Regions from separate parts of the Homo sapiens genome. Here region 2 is linked to region 1. Evidence: chromatin loops called from intact Hi-C (ENCODE). Cell type or tissue: GM12878. All regions are shown on one strand. Each heading gives the region's core, and the rest is flanking DNA. Links, peaks and the distances in the headings are about the cores only.

Region 1 (11,465 bases), core at 811-8,810:
TAATGGAATACATTTTTTTCTCATTAAGTTTCTATCATATAAAGTACTTGTGACATTATGCTCTTAAACATGTCCCCATTTAAAATTTTTTTTGAGAAATTGCTATATTCTTTGCGTCTGTATTTGGTAATACTGTTTATTCATTAAGGTATAATTTCTGGTTCTGAATAAGATTAATACCATTTACGAATTTTAGATGAAATTTATACTGATCCTGGAGTCTAATACATGCTAAAATAACTAAAGCATTAGAAATTTTAGCACGCAGGCCCCAAAGGTATTTTCATTCTAAGCCAGCTAGTGTGATGATAGGTAACTAAAAATGGGTTGGTATGAAATTTTTTTTTAATTCTATATTCTGTTCTTTCTTCCTCCTTAATCCTTTCTTTAAAAAAAATAACTATAGATAGCAGTCACAATGAAGGCAACATAAATCAGACTGCCTTCTCTTCATTTTCATTTTCATCTCCAACTGAGCTACTTTTTCTGAGCCAGGCAGCTACTGATGCAGATAGACAGGTGGGACGCAGAGGGTTTCAGCCAAGAGGCCTGTGGTGATGCTTTCCTTCTTCTGAGACAAACTCAAGCCTAGAAACAATGGAAGGGAGCCCTTACGAAAGATTTGAGGAGCAGGTCACTGAGAGGAAAAAGACGACAGCCCAAGAATCCTATATTCATTCAACTTATTCACCAGTCACGCTAAGAAAAGGCTATTTGCAGATGGGCAAAAAGTGAGTGAACATTTGCATCTGTACAACCTATTGAAGAAAAAGGCTTGAGCAATAAATATAAGCAAAGTAAAACTATAAAATACAGATTACTTTTAAAAGTTTGATCAATGTAACAGTATATCCCCATAGTTGGAGTTCGTCCCTGTATTTCATAAATAAAATTTAGCAAGTTATATCTGCATAGGCAAATATTTTTAGAATCAAATTTCATTTACTGGGTCAAGTGTATTATTTTGGACAATTTTTTTAAACGGAATCAAAACTCTATATGCATTTATATCTATGTGAATTAATTGATTTTATTTCCTGAGTATCCTAGTGATTTAGTTAGAATGATCCTGAGATTTGGAGTCAGAGTCTTAGTTTTAGTTCATCATTTACAAGTAGAGGCAAGTTACTAAACTGCTGTTATTTCCTGGTTTTCTTTGTCTTTGAAATATGAATCCTGTATTATAAATTGTTGGAGTTATTAGTGAAAAATAAATATATCTTAACAGGTATATTTATATAAATATTATGATATATAACTATTATATAATATATAATTATATAAATATTATATATATATAAATATATATAATAGATAATTATAATATATAAATATTATAATTAGCCATCAAGACTTTCCTAGCTGGGCATAGTGGCTCACATCTGTAGTCCTAGCTCTTTGGGAGGCCTAGGTGGGAGGATTGCTTGAGGCCAGGAGTTTGAGACCAACCTGGGCAACATGGTGAGACACCAACTCTATGAAACAACAGAAAAAAGGAGCTGGGTGTGGTGGTGCACACCTGTAGTCCTAGCTACTCAGGGAGCTGAGGCAGGAAGATTACTTAAGCCCAGGAGTTCAACACTGCAGTGAGCCATGATCACACTGCTGCACGTTAGCCTAGGCAACAGAGTGAGACCCTATCTCTTACAAAAAAGAAAAAAGAATCTTCCCTTAGGAATGGTAGTGACTATATCTTCAAGATAATGGTTATAGATGTGGAGAGGAAGAGATCTTCTATAGAGGGAGACTTCATGGAGTAGAAAACTGACAATATTGCTATTAATATTTTATTGAATGTTGGGTATACATTATTATGTATTTATTTTCTATGTCTTAAATATTTCTTAATTGTTAAAAAAATCTTTCCTTATGAAATACAAAAAAAAATTAGTCATGAAATATCTTAACCAGTAAAATGTCTAGGATTTTTCTATTAAAGGACACTACTTACAAGGATGCTCTGACATGTATGCTTCCTAATTCTTCGCTTGCTTAGGATCTGCTTGAATCTGGCCCGTAAAAGTACTGTATTTATCCACATTCTGTACTGGTTTTCATGGTGACTTAAATGCTTGTGAAAAAGTAACAAATTTCGTAACCCTGGGCTTGCGTTTCTGCATGACCACAATCAGTTGGTGCTGGGTGTCAGCTGCTTCCTTTAGTTGGGGCATGTGCTTCACAGTTCTCCACACTTCCCTGTGCTTTCTGATACTAATGTCAAATGTCATTTGCCATTTATCATCATAAATGTTTGCATTAATGGCTTGATACCTGTAGACAGTTTATGACTTTTATATTCAGTAGATATCACAGTTTTCTATTGATATTTTGCTTTGATATTTTAATTTGATGTCACATATTTCCAATACTTTATAAAGCGTGCTTACATACATTTTCCCTTAAACATATGACATAAAGTAGTCTTTATTGGTTGTCATCTCCTCCTTCTCTAATAACCAATCAGTCCTTTTGTTTTACCAATTAAATATTTCTCAAATCTGTGTTGTCCTGTTTGACCTTTCTGCTATTGTTTCAGCTCAGGCCCTCCTCTCACCTGGAATTCATTAATTGCCACCTAACTGAGCTCCTTGCCTCTAGACACATTCCTTTCAATTCATCCTCAAAAATATTGCTAGAGTGATGTATCAAAGTGCAGATCTGATCACATCTCCCCTTTGTTTAAAATTTTTCTAAGTCTCTTCATCTTCCATGGCAGGGGTTGGCACACTTTAAGGTCCAGATAAATATTTTAGGCTTTGCTGATCCTAAGATTCCTGCTACAAATAATGAACTCTTATTGTTGAGTTGATCACAAAAGCCAGTAGGCACTATGTAAACAAATGGCATAGCCTATATCCCAGTAAAACTTATTTATGAAACCAGGCCACTGGTCCAGGTCTATAGTCTCTTAATCCCTGTTCTGTGATATAATACGTTCTCCCAGTCTCCTCACTTGTCTCATCTACCACTCTTCCATCTTGTTTCCTATAGGTTTTCCAGAAGGACCATTCAAATTCTTAAACTTTTCTGAGCACAACATCTTCTTTCTGTATCCAGTTATTTAATTCTTTTATTCAAGCTGGGTTTCTTTTTACAAATAGCAAAATATTCTAATATATCACATAAATTATTAGTTTTGAAGTGATTATTTTCATATATAAAACTGGGGTTATTTTGTTTATTGCTGACAACTTTATAAATATATTAATTGAAGTCTCAAGTATGGACAACAGTTTTTTTAACAGGTCTTTAGTAAAAAGTCATAGTCTTGACATAATTCATGATATAATTTGTTGTTGTTGTTTAATATGTTATCCAAAAATCTCAGAGTGTGGTCACTGGTAGGAAATTAGTTTAGTTTCTTTTTCTTTTTTTTTTTTTTTTTTTTTGAGACGGAGTCTTGCTCTATTGCCAGGCTGGATACAGTGGCACGATCTTGGCTCACTGCAACCTCCCAGGTTCAAGCAATTCTCCTGCCTCAGCCTCCCAAGTAGCTGGGACTATAGGTGCATGCCACCATGCCCAGCTACTTTTTGTATTTTTAGTAGAGATGGGGTTTCACCATGTTGGCCAGGATGGTCTCGATCTCTTGACCTTGTGATCCACCCGCCTCGGCCTCCCAAAGTGCTGGGATTACGGGCGTCAGCCACTGCGTCCGGCTGGAAATTAGTTTAGTTTCATTGTTATCAACTATATTGAATCAAGGTTCACTGAAAAAGCAATTTTAGGACAGTTCATAGGAGCCGGAAGCATATAAGCCAAATTGTGTCCTATCTTCATCACAATTGTTCCTTTAAATTCCAGTTAGGAAAGCAGAAAAGTGGTTTTAGAGTCTGACTTACCTCAAATATTGAACTTAAAGGTTGCTATTTAAATTCTCATAGATTGCTTGCCTGTTTCTATGTGCAAAGAAATAACACAACTTAAGAATATGTTGTTAAATGTGTGTGCCTTGCCTTGTTATTAAATTTCAGTTAATTATGTTATTGCTGATTGATACAATGTTGGATAGTAAGCAAAACTTTTTCTAGGAAAAAAAAATGAAAGAAGCTTATCATTCTTGCATCATATATGCAAGTGCAAGATGTGATGGATTTTAATATAAATTATGTTAAAGCTCTTTAAATTTCCTAATATTTGCAAACAAATGCATTAATTTAAAACTCCATCAATTAAAACTGACCTGTAAAAGTCTTGTATGGTTGAATTTTTTTTTTTTTCTTTTTTAGCCACCAGCTGAACAGGCCAAAGCCAGACTACAGCTGGTTCTTGAAGCTGCTGGTAAGTGTTGATAATTAACTTTTATTAAATGAAGAAGTGACGAGTAAACCCTAGGCTGGTAGCATGCTTAGAAATGAGTAAAAAAAAAAACACTATTTTTATATATCCTCACAAATTTATCAGATCTAGATTATATGTATGGCCATATATTATCTGAAATATTTATTGCCGCAGTATAATGCTAAGTGTATTGCTAACAGGTCATTCTTTACCTTTTCATTTATAAAATTGGCTTCAGTTTTAGTTTTTTATTTTGATGAAGCCCAATTGATTAATTTGTCTTTTATGTACTATGGTTTTGGTGATGTGTTTAAGAATTCTTTGACTAATCCCAGATTATGATTTTTTTCTTACATTTTCTTTCTTTTGAAAGAAAAATTAAAATGGAGGAGTTAGTCTTAAATGTAACATGTAAAACCATAAAACTTTATATTTTATGGCTTTTATTTATATAAAATATAACTTTATATTTTATGGTTTTACACTTTACATTTAAGACTAACTCCTCCATTTTAATTTTTTAAATAAGGTGTAATGTTTAGGTTGAGATTTTCATTGTTCTAAAGAAAATGAGATCAGTGTCATTTAGTAATTTCCCTAATTACATTGGACTAACTCACTGGACTGTATGTTCTGGATACCATGTACTCTTCAAGTGCTGTATGTTTTATTTCTCAAGGTACTATAATGCTGTGACTTAGATTTTAGATACCATGTTCACTTGCATATAGACATTAAATACTTTACTTTTTTAAAAATATATAAGATCTATATTTTCTGAGTGCTGATATTTTACTTTGAATCTTAATGTGCTCTTCAAAAATGTATATAACTTATTCAAACAATAAGTTTTAATGAGTAGTACAATAGTCCTCTCTTATACATGGTGGATGTCTTCCAAGCGTCCAGTTGGTGTCTCAAACCATGGGTAGTACAAAACCCTGTATCTATATCTATATTTATCTATCTATATATCTAATTTATATCTGTATCTAGATACACACACACATATACACACGCTATATTTTTTCCTATACATACATACCTATGATAAAGTTTAATTTATAGATTAGGTAAGAGATTAATAATGATAATAAAATGGAACAATTATAATAATATACTTTAATAAATATAAATGTGGTTTCTTTCTCTCACTCTCAAAATATCTTGTACTGTAATCACCTATTTTTGGACCACAGTTGACCGCAGGTAACTGAAACCACAGAAAATGAAACTGCAGCTGCAGATGATGGGGGACTACTGTATATATTTCTTAAAATTTTTTACTATAAAGAGCTCATAATTTCAAGCTGGAAAAATGAGAATTCTATTTTAACATCAAAAGTAATTTCAGACCACCAAATGATAATAGTTATATTTTTAGGATTCATTGATCAAGAAAATACATATGTGCATATTGATTAAAGGATCTCTTGCATTAGTTCTTTGTATTCTCATTTAAAGTGTCCACAGTCTAAAGATTGGGAACTCCAGTATGATCGGTATACTAGCTTCCTGAATTACTAATAGAAGTAACTTACCATGTAGGTAAAAAGATTGGCAATGTTTTAGTTTTGATGAAGTGTCTCTATACTCCTCCTTATTACTCTAAAAATAATTCATAGTTTATGTTTTTATCTTATTTATCTTTATGTAGAAAACATTACTTACTAAAATTTTGTTAATTTTTTTAATATTTTCACTCAAATAAAATATACTGTAGGATAAATCTAATTAATTTGATTCTATATCATTTACATAATATGCATGGCATTTTGCTTTGAAAAAATATTTGCAGCTCCTAATTGAGTATTCCAGCTCATAATTGAGTAAACCCTTGCTTTGAAGGAAAATATTTATGTTGCTTAGCACAGAAAACATTTGTTTCCACAAATGCAATTTTAAATAATTTTATTTCATAGTTTTATTCAGTTTTTTAAAAATATTTAGTATGATTTTGAAGCACATTAGAAAATAGATGTGATACTCCAGACCTCACAGTGTATAACTTGCTTATATCCATCTGAGTTGTCATCCCTAACATTTAACTTCAATGTTCTAAATTGTATCTAAGGATAAAGAGCTAGATTCTGTGAATTTGAGAAGCATCCAAAATTATGACAATTTTCAAGTTAAAAAATTTATTTTGGCCTAGGCCCGATAAGCAAAAGACAGACCTTAGCTAAATACTCAAGTTTTTAAGTCACTCTTTTTTATTGAATATTTATGTTGTTCAACTTTTCCCTCTTACCAATAACACTGTAATGAACACCCTCTTATACATTGTGTTAGTCATATTCTATTTTATTTTGGGGGGATTTGTTACTATAGAAATGAGTTTATGAGGTCAGAGGGTATTAACATTTCAGGTTGGTCCAAAAGTAATTGCAGTTTTGGCAAAACCTCAGTTACTTTTGCACCAATTTAATAGAATGGCTTTTTGTACATTTTTGCTGTATTGTTTTATAAAGCTTTGTGCTACTTTTCATTGCCACTGGTTAAGTAATCGTTTTACTAGAATTGCTTTTTGATACCAGTTCCGTGAATATGTTGCTGTATAATATGATATAACATATTACACCTTTTTGAAAAATATCCAGTATTGTTTTTAATGAGAACTTGTGGCATAGTAGAGGGCAAGTAGATGGATAGGTAGGGGAAGAGTACATAGCTAACTTACTGTCAAGATTCTAGTTGTCTTTTTGGTGATGAATTTTAAGGTGTTCATTATATTATTAAAAATAAGCAAATAAATAAGAAGAACTTGAGACCTGTCTGGTAAGTTTTGCAGTCCAGCCTAGTCTCAAGGTTGAGATAAATGGATAGGGAAGTCTAGTAGTACCCATTGTCACATTGGAGTTCACTTAGGTTCCTAGGAAAAACACCTTGATTTGGGGGCCTTAAAAGTGGCCATGGGCAAAGACTTCAGGCCTTATGCTAGATTCTTGACGCAGGATTAATTTTAGCCTTACAAGCAGCATAACTTGATAGATAAGGTTAATATGTAGAAATCCTACGATTAGACTTAGTTGTTTACTCTAGCTCTGAGTCCCAGAAGAAAGTTTTATATTTAACTATTGCATCGTAATTGATATTAGTAAATGTTAATAATGTTATTGGTTTGGAATTAAAATCTGTTTCGAATATTTAGCCACGATTTTTAGTGGTATGATTCTGAAAGGCATATGAAGGACTAAAATAAGATTTAAAAAAATGTACCTATAGGGTGTTATGATTATTATATCAAACATAAATTTGAGTCTGAGATTTTATTGTATTTGGGTTAGGAACATACTTTATATGTGCTAAACTATTACATATTTGTACTTTGGTTCAAAACTTTGAACATTTTCTTTGACTCTTTTATAGGCGATAATTCACCTGGACTTAATTATTCTGATTTTGTGTAATTTTTTTGTATTTATCCCTTTATTGTCTCTCCCACTGCCATCTCCTTAGTCTAGATGCCAAACATTTCACTCATGGCTTATTCCATTACCTCCTAATTGGCTTCCTGCTTCAATTCTATTACTTCTGTAGCGAGACACTAATGAATAGTGGAAAGATCCTAAGCCTGCCATCACCACTTGTTCTGTAACTTTGAGCAGTTTAATGTTTATTGTTTAGCCAGAACAGAGGGTTTTTTTAATCAAATATGACAGATGTGTGTTTTTTTCTAGTTCATTGAGGTGAAATTTACATAACATAAAATTAATCATAATTGCTTAAAATGAACAATTCAGTGGCATTCAGTACATTCACAGTTTTGTACAACCATCAATTCTATCTAGTTCTAAACATTGCAATCACTCCAGAGTGAAACCGCTTACCTACTAGCAGTTTCTCCCCAGTTTCCTTTCCCCCAAGCCCTTGACAACCACCATTCTCCCTCTGTCTCCGTTTGTCTATTCTGGATATTTCATATAAATGGAATCCTATAATCTGTGACCTTGTGTGTCTGGCTTCCTTCATTTAGTATGTGTGTGTATGTGTGTATATATATATATACACACAAACATACACACACACACACACACACACACAACTTATTAATCCATTGATAAAATTTGGGTTGTTTCTACCTTTATTCTATTGTGAGTACATTTGAATATGTGTGTATATGTACTTGTTTGAGTACCTGTTTGGAGGTTTTTTAGGTGTATACCTAGGAGGGTGATAGTGGGGTCATTTGGTAATTCTATGTTTAATTTTCTGAGAAACCACAAAACATTTTCCATAGCAGCTGAACCATTTTACTTTCGCACCAATAGCAGTGTATAAAACAGTTCTCTATTGCCTCAACTATACCATATCACACATTTAAGTTACCTATTTGAAAGTATTTGTATTTGGGGGCTTCTCTTTACCATAATTTCTTTATCTGTAAGAGCGAAAGATAATAACTGCCATGTTGGACTGTTATGAAAATAATAACACATGAAATACCTAGCCCAGAGCCTGAAAAGTGGTAGCCACCAGAAAATTTGTATTTCATCTTGATTTTTGTAGACACCACTGCTAGATGATTCTTTGGTGTTATCGGATCTTTGGGGTGTTGCTTTTCTGGCTGGAAAACTCTGTGCGGCTGCTGCAGCAGAGCAGGTGGCAGCATGGGCACCAGCTCTCTGAGAGGCTGCAGCTGGTCCGGGCACACTACAAGCAGCTTCCACAGCTGGCACCGGGAACACGGTGGCACCCGGAAGCTTGAAGATCCCAGGAACTGCAGGGTCCCAAGGAGGGAGCCACAGTCCTGGTTCTAGGAGCTTCCAGGTCTGAGCTCCCCCAAAGCACCACAGCTCTTCTCTCCTTCTCTTTGCCTGCAACATGGTGAGCAAGGAGCATGTCTCAGTCCTGTTTGTGTTATAGCTCTTTTAGCTTCCCTATTCATTGGATCCTGAGTTCTTGTCCTGCAACCAGGAAGAATAAGGTACACAGACAAGTGGAGGGTGAACAAGATGAAGAGGGGCTTATTGAGCAATAGAACAGCTCAGAGGGGACTGGCAGAGGGCAGCTCTTTCCACAGCCAGAGTATCCTAATGAGTGTTCAGCTCTTAACAGAGAGTAGCTCCTCTCTGCTAGGCAGGTGGTACCAACAAGTGTTCAGTTCTCAGCAGAGAGGGTAGCTCCTCTCTGCTATTGGTCATCCCATGGTCTGCAGCTCTCTGCAGAGAGAAGGCCCTGGAGTGGATGTCTTCCCTCTGCAGGCAGGTTGTCCCATCATGTCTGCAGCTCTCAGCAGAGAGGAAGCCCTAGAGTTGGTGGCTCCTCTCTGTAGGCAGGTCCTCCCCTTGTCTCTGCAGCTCTCAGCAGAGAAGGTAGCCTCTCTCTGCAGCTGGTCCTCCCATCTTCTCTTCATCCTCTGTTCTGCTTTGGCTGAGCCTGGGGCTTTTATGGGCCTTAGAGGGGGAGGAAATACACACTGATTGGTCCATGGGCAGGCCCAGAAAAGGCACCACAAGTCCCCACTCCGGTCCATAGGACTGGCAGCCCAGCTGCCAGCCTTCAGGCCCTCTCTGGATTGAAGGTAGGGCCTCACCTGTCCCCCTCTGCCCAGGAGACCTTCTGCCTCCTGCCGCCATCCATGACACACAGGCTGCTTGCAGTAAGGGGCACCTGCAGGCCAGTGCCCAGCCACCCTCAACCCTCCACCTTCAGCTTCAGCCGTAACTTGTGTTTGTTAGTGCCCAAAGTCTGGAGGGGGCTAAGGCAGCAAAGGGCTGGTGTGTCCATGCTGCCCCATGCATGCAGTGTGCACATACCTGGCGGGGCTGTGACAGCACCTAGGCTTGGTCCCAACCCTGCTCTGAGATTGGAGCAGGTGCCAGGAGTGGAGAGAGGCCAGGCAGCAGGAGCAGGCACCCTCAAGCCTGCAAGGGCAAGGCGGAGGTCTTCCTGAGCTAAGAGTGCAGAGAGACCTGGGTCCACAGCCCCAACTTGGGGGCTGCAGCCATGCTCAGGAGGGCAGGGCTGCTGCCTGCTCCTGGCCTCTGTCAGCTCCATGGAGCATGCAGCCCCAGCTGCGCCCCCTCACAGCCTGGGGTGGGGGTTCCAGGTTCTCACTGGGCCCAGGCTGGCAACCAGGGCAGGAGAGATGTCTCCGCAAGCTCCCCCTGTGGCCCTGGCTCTCAGGGGTGGCCCGGAGCTCCTCCTCACCCATGTGGCAGCTTTTCTTGATTAAAGTGGCAGTTGGGGGTGCCTAGGGCACCTCTCGGAGTGTGCCTGGCCATTGGGAATGTCAGGCCTGGCGGTCACCCAAATGTGGGGCAGACAGACCCTGGGGACATGGCCCCAGGCAGCCCTTGGCAGAGCATCCTCCCAAGGTGCAGGAACCCAGTGTCCTCAGCAGGACGGCTGTGTTGCTGGCCAGGTCCTCGAATTGGGCACCGCTGGCCCCCAAAGCATGGCCTCAGCTCCTGCACCCTCCTTCCCTGCAGTAGCAGTGGGCAAGAGCAGCGACATGGTGCCAGGTCCAGAGCCACAGAGGCTCTGGGCCTTGGGGCGGGTCTCAACCAGCCATAGGAGGGTGGAGGCAGCACAGCCGGCTGCCTTGGGGACACGGGACACAGGGGACCCACTACCGTTATTGCTGGTCCCGTAGCCACTTCTGCCACCACCACCCATGCCTCCCCCACTGTGGACAGCCCATTGCTGCCATCATTGGGTATCATATGTTAATGCCACTCCTTTGCTCAAAATTACTCAGCGGTTCTCAGTTGCTTACAAAATCAGTGTTATGTTTCTATGCTTAAGGTTCTAAAGTTCTATATGGTAGATCCACAGACTTTTCTAACTTTATCTTCTAGAATTCATTACTGTGCTTTTTCCATTGGTCTTCAAGTTTCCCGTATTCTTTTCTACCTGGGAAGCTTTGCACATTGTTTTTCTCTTCTATAAATGCCTTCTTTCTTCCTTTTCCCCCTCTCCAAACACTCCAAGGCTCTTCTAAAACAAGATTTCCACATCTTTTCCCTGACCATTCCAGTACCTAATGTTTCTCTCCTCATTTGAATTCTTTTAGTCCTGTCTTTGCACACCATTTATATTGATGTTGATTCATACACTGCTGATATTAATATTTAGTTGTTTCATGAATGTTATACTTATTTTTCCAATGAAATAAACTTCCAAAGGTCAGGAACTGTATATTTATCCAGACATGGTGGCTCACTCCTATAATCCCAGCA
Region 2 (11,465 bases), core at 498-8,497, 67 kb after region 1:
TCACACTGAGATTTCTCTAAGGAGGCAATATAGTAAAGTAGGAAAAGCCATTATAATTTTCTGAAAAACGGTTTTCACTATGGAAAAAAAGATGAGACATACGAGTGATTAGGTCATTTGCAAATTTTATAGTGCATCTGAATGATTGGGTAGAGGAACTTAAATTAGCTGATTACACACTGTATGCCAGGGTGCTGTATGTTTAACACTTTAATTCATTTGATCTTCAGAACATACCTATAGGGAGAATATTAATATCAAAATTTTTATACAGATTTATTAATCAGTTCTTATTTATTAATATATATCCTATATATTATTTTATCCTATATATTATTTGAAGGATTCTATAGCAAAGTAATAAAATGGTGATATGTGACTTATTAAAAAAAATCAGAAAAAAGGAAAAATATACATTAATTAGTCAAGAAAGGAGAAAAATAAAACAAAATTCACATATCAGAAGAGCCTATCAAATTGCTTTTACTTGTTTCGGGTTTCCTGACAATCTAAGCCCAAAGTTGATTGTCAAAGAGAACTATAAGTTTTGCAGAATAGCTTTTCCTAGAAGGGAATCACATGAGACTTCATATATGTGATTTTCTTAATAAGTAAAAAGTGGTAAACACACAAGTGTTATCTTTTGTGGTTATTACTATCTTTTTATCATCATGATCATTATCATCACTATGTGATGTAGTATATAACATCCTCAAGATCATAATTGCAAGAAATGCAATCACATGTGTCACACACCTCTTAACTTTTATTGTCCATCAATAAAAGCCAAGGATATGACCATTAAAAGCAACATAGTAAAGTAAAGTCTGTTCAGAAAATATGCTCCAAAGAGATAGCACTCTCATGGGTCTGCTTGAATCTAGTTAAAACCTGTTCTATCTGGAGAAACAGGGAGAATACTTGTTTTTACAATAATACTTATTTATATGGACATTCTCCCAGCCAGGCTGTTTTAGTCATTGAGTCATTTCAGTCTTATATACTCTTAGAAGCCTGAAGTGCAGATTGATACTCTACATGATTGATTCAGGGGTGGGTTTTTAAACTTTAGAGATCACATAACAGATAATAGGTTGACATTCTTTTGTGGACGTTGAGGAGCCTAATGAGGTTCGCTCCTAGATAGCTAGCCCTTTACCTCCACAGAAAGGTAGGCCAAGAAGGGATATACCGGAATTTTTCTCAAGAATCATTGCTGCACCTGCCTCAGGACAAGAATACTTAAGTAAAACAAGTCCTAAAATTTTACAGCCTTGAGTAGAGCAGAATTTTTCACATCATTTTATACTTCATCTTACTAATTACTCGCTGTAGTGCTAGAAAATTCTTGGTAGTGTTGCTGTCAAGGTCAAGTTTGGGAAAAGTAGCTTCCCAGAGAAGTGACCGAGATTAATCTGTTCATTTGGTTAAAAAATTGAGATTAAATAAAGCATTGAGTGATACTTTTCTGTCATGAAAACTATTCAACGCTTCTGTTCACTTTTAAGTTCTGATCTCACCAACCAGTTTATTGTAATTAATTCCATTCACATGGTTTTACCTGGATGGATTCAAAATATGGTTTACTATAAGTACCTCCCGATGGAATTAGCTTTAGTCACATTGAGTGTTATTTAGTCACATGAGTGTTATTACAAGTATATTTAAATTATGTCAATTATGTTTCTGCCAAATTTTAGCAATTGTTAGAGTGTAAGTATAATCAATATAAATATAGGAATGTGTGAAATACTTCACATGTAGACTTCCACAAAGATTTCTCATGAAGTTAGTGTGAGATACCAGGGTCTTCCTGATTAGTACTTATGGCTGTGACCTCAGGCATCTTTTTTTCTCCATCAGATGGAAAAACTGATGCTCTAACTCTCAGATATGGTCATAGCATCCACAAATAGAGAGTGGCCATTTGTGGGGATAACTGAAGCAAATAATTGTCTTCATTGTCATAGGTGACAGTTTATTTGCAACCAGAAACTTGAGTTCTGTTTTTGTTCATTGAGAGAGTGCCCTGAGTTGTAATGTTGATCCAAGTTGAATAATCTAAGCAGAACACTTAACCTAATGACAATAAGGTTTGTAGAAGTCATTTTCAAACTCTAAAATCATGTGATTGATGATTTTTATTTTATTGAAGATTTGAAGCAATTACCTTGCTGTTTGGATGTGTACATGCCTCATACATAGGTAGAACAGGTAATTATGTGCCCTACTTTTGTGCCACCTTTATAGATTTGCACACATAACACTTTATTGTAGTACCTGTCCCCTCACAGGATAGACTTTTTTTATTCTAAAAACTCAGAGATATACAGCATACATGTAATAGACACTTTAAATCTAGCAAAAAAAAAAAAAAAGAGGCTAATGCAACACACTCAAAGTACAGCACTTGATATTAACACTCAGTCTTACTGTAACTTTTCCTACATTAACAGTCCTTTGAAATAGGTCAGAGTTATTCACTAACTCAAACACATACATTTGTTCATTCTCTTCCTCTGCCTCCCTCCACTCCTCCCTCTCTCCCTCACTGCTCTCTCCCCCCACTTCCTCCTTTTACCCTCCTCATAGGCAGGCTCACAAAAGCCTCATCCTACAAAAAAGTTTGAAGACTACCTGCGTTGCTTCACCTGTGTGGTATCACATTTTGGCAGGTGTGCTCACAGGGTAGCACACTTAGTCACAAATTACCTCAACAAATGTTATCTCCCATTTACCAAGCATTGTACTGGTAAGTAAAGATAGGTAAGCAAAATAAACCCGAACTCTGCCCTCCAGTTAGAGGGTTAAGTGTGGCACTCTTAATGAATAAGGAAACAAATTTGGTTGAAAGTAGTAAAGCTCATGAAAAGATTTACAGTGGCTTGCCTTGAGACACAGTAAATTAGCTAAACAGACAAGAATCTAAGTCAGAACCCTACAACAGTTTGGTAGCCTAAGGAACTATGATCTCTGATTAGCAATGTGAGAAGATTACTATTCTGAGAGAAATAGGTCTTGGTTCCTGGACCGGTTCTGCCACTAATTAGCTGTGTCACTTTGAAGAAGTCACTTAACCTGTCTGAGTTTCAGATTTTCTCATCTGTAAAAATGAGAGAAATCAACTAGATGGTCTCTAAGATCCTTTTTATATCGTGAGAGTTTATGACTCTCTAAATGCACGAAACCAATATAAATGAAATTCCTAATTTTCTTAAAAATACAAAATATACAAATTAATAGGTTTTTATATCTCTAAATTATCTATTATAAAGTACAATGGAAATGTCATTCAGAATAACAACAAAAATATAAAATAGCTAAAACAAACTTTATTGGTAATTTAAAATATTTATTGAGCACTTTCTATATGCAGACAACTCTGTTAGATGCTAGGAGACAGTCAAGGGTGCCTGCCCTCATGGAATGTACATTCTGGTGGAGAAAGTAAACAGAAGATGGTTATTTGTTCAACTAAGAATGTAATAATAATTCTGATATGTGCAGTGAAGCAAAAGGATCAAGTAATGAGAGCATATAACAGACAAGGCCAAATATTCATTCGTTTTTTTTCTTCTGTTCAACAATTTAAGTCCATTTTGCCTGGGAGTAAAGGGGTTTTCCCAAGATGTTAGACTTTCAGTGTTGAAATCAGGGAAGTCCCAGGCAAGCTGAGACAAGTTAGTCATATTAGAACCTTGGTACATTTTCAGAACAAAGAAGATCAGTATGGATTGACTCATAAGGAGTAAGATGATCGAGAATGGTCTGGATGGAGCTGTTAAGAAGATAGGCAAAGAATAGGTGATTCGTGGCCTTATAAGCCATGATAATTTTGAGGTTTTGCTTTTTATCCTAAGTCAAAAACTATTGTAGGTTGTGGCATGATTAGAAGTCATTCTTTGAGATCCACCTGCCTAAGAAGAATAGATTTGATGGTGATGGTAAATGTTATGGTAGTGGTAGTGGGAATGAGGTTATCACAAAACTAATTTTAGGAAGGCTAGTAAGATCATTGCAGTAATTAAAGTGAAAGATTCTGATGGACTAGGGTAGTGGCAGTAAAGATGGAAATAAGTGGACTGATGAAAATATTTTATATGTTAGATGTAGAATGGATAAAATTCAGGATTAATGGTTGTGAGAAGGTGAAATGATACAAACAGAAAAAATGGGCACCCAGAGAATTTGAGATAATAGAATATTCTTAATGAAACTATAAAATAAATATGTTAAAATGATTCAAGGCATAAAAGAAGAAATAGAAACCATCATGTACAAACACAATAGGATGAAAAATGCTTAGGCATGCAATTGGACCCGAATTTTAAAACTTCCTTGCCTGCCCACAGACCTTACCATCATAAACAACAAATGGCAGAGTTTATAGGTCATTTTGCAAATTTTTCTTAGAAAAATTCATAGCTAAGTAACTTTGAAAACAACTGAGCTTTTGCTGTGTGGTTCAGACATTATTAAATGTTATTCATCCCTATCCATTCCTACCCTCATAATAGAAGCTTTTTTGATGATACATATGTTTGGTTTTCATCAGAAATTGATTTTATTTGATGTATATAAACTAAGTCGGGAGAAGTTTCAGTTTTTCTTTTTTATTATTATTATTATTATTATACTTTAAGTTTTAGGGTACATGTGCACAATGTGCAGGTTAGTTACATATGTATACATGTGCCATGCTGGTGCGCTGCACCCACTAACTCATCATCTAGCATTAGGTATATCTCCCAATGCTATCCCTCCCCCCTCCCCCCACCCCACAACAGTCACCAGAGTGTGATGTTCCCCTTCCTGTGTCCATGTGTTCTCATTGTTCAATTCCCACCTATGAGTGAGAATATGCGGTGTTTGGTTTTTTGTTCTTGTGATAGTTTACTGAGAATGATGATTTCCAATTTCATCCATGTCCCTACAAAGGACGTGAACTCATCATTTTTTATGGCTGCATCGTATTCCATGGTGTATATGTGCCACATTTTCTTAATCCAGTCTATCATTGTTGGACATTTGGGTTGGTTCCAAGTCTTTGCTATTGTGAATAATGCTGCAATAAACATACGTGTGCATGTGTCTTTATAGCAGCATGATTTATCGTCCTTTGGGTATATACCCAGTAATGGGATGGCTGGGTCAAATGGTATTTCTAGTTCTAGATCCCTGAGGAATCGCCACACTGACTTCCACAATGGTTGAACTAGTTTACAGTCCCACCAACAGTGTAAAAGTGTTCCTATTTCTCCACATGCTCTCCAGCACCTGTTGTTTCCTGACTTTTTAATGATTGCCATTCTAACTGGTGTGAGATGGTATCTCATTGTGGTTTTGATTTGCGTTTCTCTGATGGCCAGTGATGGTGAGCATTTTTTCATGTGTTTTTTGGCTGCATAAATGTCTTCTTTTGAGAAGTGTCTGTTCATGTCCTTCGCCCACTTTTTGATGGGGTTGTTTGGTTTTTTCTTGTAAATTTGTTGGAGGTCATTGTAGATTCTGGATATTAGCCCTTTGTCAGATGAGTAGGTTGCAAAAATTTTCTCCCATTCTGTAAGTTGCCTGTTCACTCTGATGGTAGTTTCCTTTGCTGTGCAGAAGCTCTTTAGTTTAATGAGATCCCATTTGTCAATTTTGGCTTTTGTTGCCATTGCTTTTGGTGTTTTAGACATGAAGTCCTTGCCCATGCCTATGTCCTGAATGGTAATGCCTAGGTTTTCTTCGAGGGTTTTTATGGTTTTAGGTCTAACGTTTAAGTCTTTAATCTATCTTGAATTGATTTTTGTATAAGGTGTAAGGAAGGGATCCAGTTTCAGCTTTCTACATATGGCTAGCCAGTTTTCCCAGCACCATTTATTAAATAGGGAATCCTTTCCCCATTGCTTATTTTTCTCAGGTTTGTCAAAGATCAGATAGTTGTAGATATGCGGTGTTATTTCTGAGGGCTCTGTTCTGTTCCATTGATCTATATCTCTGTTTTGGTACCAGTACCATGCTGTTTTGGTTACTGTAGCCTTGTAGTATAGTTTGAAGTCAGGTAGTGTGGATGCCTCCAGCTTTGTTCTTTGGCTCAGGATTGACTTGGCGATGCGGGCTCTTTTTTGGTTCCAAATGAACTTTAAAGTAGTTTTTTCCAATTCTGTGAAGAAAGGCATTGGTAGCTTGATGGGGATGGCATTGAATCTGTAAATTACCTTGGGCAGTATGGCCATTTTCACGATATTGATTCTTCCTACCAATGAGCATGGAATGTTCTTTCATTTGTTGTATCCTCTTTTATTTCGTTGAGCAGTGGTTTGTAGTTCTCCTTGAAGAGGTCCTTCACATCCCTTGTAAGTTGGATTCCTAGGTATTTTATTCTCTTTGAAGCAATTGTGAATGGGAGTTCACTCATGATTTGGCTCTCTGTCTGTTATTGGTGTATAAGAATGCTTGTGATTTTTGTACATTGATTTTGTATCCTGAGACTTTGCTGAAGTTGCTTATCAGCTTAAGGATATTTTGGGCTGAGACAATGGGGTTTTCTAGATATACAATCATGTCGTCTGCAAACAGGGACAATTTGACTTCCTCTTTTCCTAATTGAATACCCTTTATTTCCTTCTCCTGCCTAATTGCCCTGGCCAGAACTTCCAACACTATGTTGAATAGGAGTAGGAGTGGTGAGAGAGGGCATCCCTGTCTTGTGCCAGTTTTCAAAGGGAATGCTTCCAGTTTTTGCCCATTCAGTATGATACTGGCTGTGGGTTTGTCATAGGTAGCTCTTATTATTTTGAGATACGTCCCATCAATACCTAATTTATTGAGAGTTTTTAGCATGAAGGGTTGTTGAATTTTGTCAAAGGCCTTTTCTGCATCTATTGAGATAAACATGTGGTTTTTGTCTTTGGTTCTGTTTATATGCTGGATTACATTTATTGATTTGCATATGTTGAACCAGCCTTGCATCCCAGGGATGAAGCCCACTTGATCATGGTGGATAAGCTTTTTGATGTGCTGCTGGATTCGGTTTGCCAGTATTTTATTGAGGATTTTTGCATCAATGTTCATCAAGGATATTGGTCTAAAATTCTCTTTTTTGGTTGTGTCTCTGCCCGGCTTTGGTATCAGGATGATGCTGGCCTCATAAAATGAGTTAGGGAGGATTCCCTCTTTTTCTATTGATTGGAATAGTTTCAGAAGGAATGGTACCAGTTCCTCCTTGTACCTCTGGTAGAATTCGGCTGTGAATCCATCTGGTCCTGGACCCTTTTTGGTGGGTAAGCTATTGATTATTGCCACAATTTCAGCTCCTGTTATTGGTCTATTCAGAGATTCAACTTCTTCCTGGCTTAGTCTTGGGAGAGTGTATGTGTCAAGGAATTTATCCATTTCTTCTAGATTTTCTAGTTTATTTGCGTAGACGTGTTTGTAGTATTCTCTGATGGTAGTTTGTATTTCTGTGGGATCGGTGGTGATATCCCCTTTATCATTTTTTATTGCGTCTATTTGATTCTTCTCTCTTTTTTTCTTTATTAGTCTTGCTAGCGGTCTATCAATTTTGTTGATCCTTTCAAAAAACCAGCTCCTGGATTCGTTAATTTTTTGAAGGGTTTTTTGTGTCTCTATTTCCTTCAGTTCTGCTCTGATTTTAGTTATTTCTTGCCTTCTGCTAGCTTTTGAATGTGTTTGCTCTTGCTTTTCTAGTTCTTTTAATTGTGATGTTAGGGTGTCAATTTTGGATTTTTCCTGCTTTGTCTTGTGGGCATTTAGTGCTATAAATTTCCCTCTACACACTGCTTTGAATGTGTCCCAGAGATTGTGGTATATTGTGTCTTTGTTCTCGTTGATTTCAAAGAACATCTTTATTTCTGCCTTCATTTCGTTATGTACCCAGTAGTCATTCAGGAGCAGGTTGTTCAGTTTCCATGTAGTTGAACAGTTTTGAGTGAGTTTCGTAATCCTGAGTTCTAGTTTGATTGCACTGTGGTCTGAGAGATAGTTTGTTATAATTTCTGTTCTTTTACATTTGCTGAGGAGAGCTTTAATTCCAAGTATGTGTTCAATTTTGGAATAGTAGATGTGGTGTGGTGCTGAAAAAAATGTATATTCTGTTGATTTGGGATGGAGAGTTCTGTAGATGTCTATTAGGTCCGCTTGGTGCAGAGCTGAGTTCAATTCCTGGGTATCCTTGTTGACTTTCTGTCTCGTTGATCTGTCTAATGTTGACAGTGGGGTGTTAAAGTCTCCCATTATTAATGTGTGGGAGTCTAAGTCTCTTTGTAGGTCACTCAGGACTTGCTTTATGAATCTGGGTGCTCCTTTATTGGGTGCATATATTTAGGATAGTTAAATAATTTAGAAGTTTAATTTTAAAAATTCATATTGAATAGCAAATTGCCAAGTTTAATCAAGACAACTTCGAATGAGAAGAAAGAGGAGCGGTGGAGATTTATCCTACCAGATAATAAGATTCTATGAAAAAACTATAGTAATTAAAATGGTGTCATCAATAGGAAGCAATAGAACATCCAAAAACAGCACCACACATGTATGAGGACTTGTTATTACATATAAGTGAGGGAAGATGGATTTTTCTAAATGATAGTGTTAAAAGAATTTATTGTTCATATGGAAATTTCAAAAGGCTTAGATATTAAAAAGTGAAATTTTCAAACTTTTAGAAGAAAATGTAGGAGAATAGATTTGTGATCTAGGGATAGGGAAGGATTTCTTAAACAAGACAAAGTATTTAAAAATACCCATTTAAAATATTATAAAATTAGACATCTTGATGAAAGGCAAAATAAACAAAGTCAAAAGATATAACACATACTGGGAGAACATAGTTTCAATGTATATAACTGACAAAATATTAATATCTGGAATATATAAAGTAGTCTTTTAAACCCTGCAAATCAGTAAGAAAAAAAAAATCTTAGAGGAAAATGGGCTAAGGATCATAGAAATTCTGGGGAGAGTAACTCTAGTGGTCAGTTTTTAAGGAGATACACAGCCTCTTTGGGAACCGCATGTATTTTAAAAAGATGCCATTTGAGATCAACCAGACTGCCAAAAATCAAAAAGTCCAACACTACCAGATGATAATAAGAATATGAAACAGAAGTATGATGAAATTTTAACAGCTATTAATTTGCGTGGTATTATAGTATTCTTTATGTTTTTAGTATGTTTGAAATATCCTTTTTAAAAAAAATTGAAAAGATCCAATGAATATAGTGAGATAGAAGTCGTGGAAAAGCAGTTTTGGTTCAGTGATCAAGTTAGAAGCCATACCGAAATGAACTGAAGAATGAATGAGTGCTGGAGAAGTGAGACAGTGTTTAGATAATGTTCTAAAAAAATTGTGTTTAAAGAAGGGAGCCAAAAAGGAATGGGGGTTAGCCTAGCCGGCTTTAAGCTTTTTTGATGAACTCTTTGAAAATCTAATTTATCAAAGGTTGAGACTAGTCAGTTGGTTCTGTTCCCCAATAAGCAGATTCATTAGACTTGTCCTTAGCCCCTAGGGAAGTTATGAATAAAAGAGATACTTTATTAGCATGGTTGGTTTGCTTTTCTTAGGATAGTGGTTCACTCCCTCTGCAATCAGACTTTTTCCTGAGACAGGCTCAGTAGGGCACGTATGACTTAGAGATACTTCTTGCCTGTGTAGAACAGGCTATTCCTACACAATGCAGCCCTTATTAAGCTGGAATCATAGAAATAATAAATGATAGCCAACCAACCAAAAAAAAAGGAAAGGAGGCTAGACTGAAGTATCACCACCTAGATGAAAGCAACTACCAAACTTTACTGAAAGATACAAATTATTTGAATTAATGAAAACATGTAGTGTGTTTTTAGATGGGAAGATTCAATATTGTGAAGATTTCTATTTTCTCCAAATGTATGCATTACTTTAACGCAGTTATTCAAAATCCCAACAGGATTATATTGCTTATTTGTAGGTGTGGCTTTATTTGTGTTTGTGTAGGGAAATACATAAAAATAATCCTAAAGTTTATGTAGAAGGATAATTATATAAGTATAGCCAAAAAACCTTAAGTATAATAATCAGATTGATTTCGCTTGACCAAATTTTTTAATGTATTTGTTAATTGGTACAGAAATCACCAGTTAGATCAGTAATATGTACTAGAGAGTTCAGAAAGAGACCAAATTATATATGGAAATTTAGTGTATATGAATTTTTTACTGGCATTTCTTAGTGTATTTCTTTTTCCTTATTCATATGTTTATATCACATAAATTTATTTTTATTCTGCTTTTTTGCATCTAGTTTTCTATCAGAATCACCTTTCCAATTTGTTACAGAATTTTAGATAACATAATTCTATTGACTACATAATATTTGTCCAGGCAGTATAACATCAACCACTTGCCTATTGTTGAGTATTTATATTATTGCTTTTTTCTATTAAAATAATGTTCAATGACTATCTTCATGCATACTTTTTTCATTTTAAATTTGTTTCTTTGATTTACATTATTTGAAACTGTTGTATCAAAGAGTAGCAACTATTTTTGGTTCTTGAGATATACTGCTATATTTCTGTCTATGAAACCACAGATAGGAAAGCATGTAACATCATCTCCCATTTGGAACATTATATTTTAAGTCTTACTTCCACCCCCACCTCCAACCAGAATGGTAATATTGTTTGTTCTCCTTCCCTCTAGGAAAGGAGTCAAGCCTCTACTCTCAGTATTGCATATAGATAAGTCTAATACACCTCCAGCCAGATTGTTTTAGCCATAGTTAGCCTACTGATTTCTTTGAAACACCACCATTATACAGATTTTAAGGGATAATGCATATCAGTTTGTTCAATACGGTAAGAAAAACTGAATAGAAAATAATTTTATCCTCATTGTTAATCTATTAAAGGGATGAGGGCACTACTCTTAGGAAACAGAATGCTGGTGAAGAGCAGAACCGTTCTGGAGCTGAACAACCTGACTCTGCATCCTGGCCCTAAGGTCACTTAATAATTTTGTGACCCTGAGCAATTGTTAAACCCCTCTGTGCCTCAGTTTTCTTAACTGTAAAATGAGTATGAAAAACCATAGAGAACCATATTAAATCATTCATTGAATCAGTTAATACATGTAAAATGTTTAGAAAGATGTCTGGCACATATAAAGGGTATATAATAAAGGCTGATTATTTTAGTGGACTGCGAATTGGCACATAACGTGTATTATAACCTAGTCTGCCTCCCTGTGTGGCAAAGGCTAGAAAGCAAAAATCTACATGTTTGATAATCTTTTGTATCTAAAATTCTGGATATGAGTTAGGTCCCACCAGTTATGTGTATTCACATGCAGTTTTTTTCCACATGGAATTTTGAAAATGGAAGTGGTGTGGTAGGCTATCTACTTGCTGCTTCAGCTGTTGCTACTAGCGAGCACAGCTATGGAGACCTGAGGTATTTCTCTAGCAGTGTGCCAAACAT

Evidence for each region. Peaks named below come from ENCODE experiments on the same cell type or tissue, not always from the same donor. Only the 100,000 strongest peaks of a DNase experiment are listed, where the experiment ranks them.
Region 2: it touches region 1 in a loop (4-fold over the local background); 2 of 110 quality-filtered maps call a loop at or near these places.

Annotation. Positions count from the first base shown.
Region 1 is chr3:158,350,628-158,362,092 of GRCh38, forward strand. RSRC1 (arginine and serine rich coiled-coil 1) reads left to right here. Exons shown (of 10, transcript NM_001271838.2): 6 at 4,230-4,281. Among named protein-coding and RNA genes, the nearest start is that of UC.134, 170 kb to the right of the region's middle. RefSeq lists an enhancer at 1,988-2,037. In GM12878, for the core only: no CTCF peak of the experiment used is centred there; DNase peaks (open chromatin) are centred at 2,139 and 5,518; H3K27ac peaks cover 1,092 bases.
Region 2 is chr3:158,417,458-158,428,922 of GRCh38, forward strand. The region is part of intron 6 of RSRC1 (arginine and serine rich coiled-coil 1); the gene reads left to right. Among named protein-coding and RNA genes, the nearest start is that of UC.134, 100 kb to the right of the region's middle. RefSeq lists an enhancer at 3,488-3,737. In GM12878, for the core only: no CTCF peak of the experiment used is centred there; DNase peaks (open chromatin) are centred at 3,024 and 3,674; H3K27ac peaks cover 2,118 bases.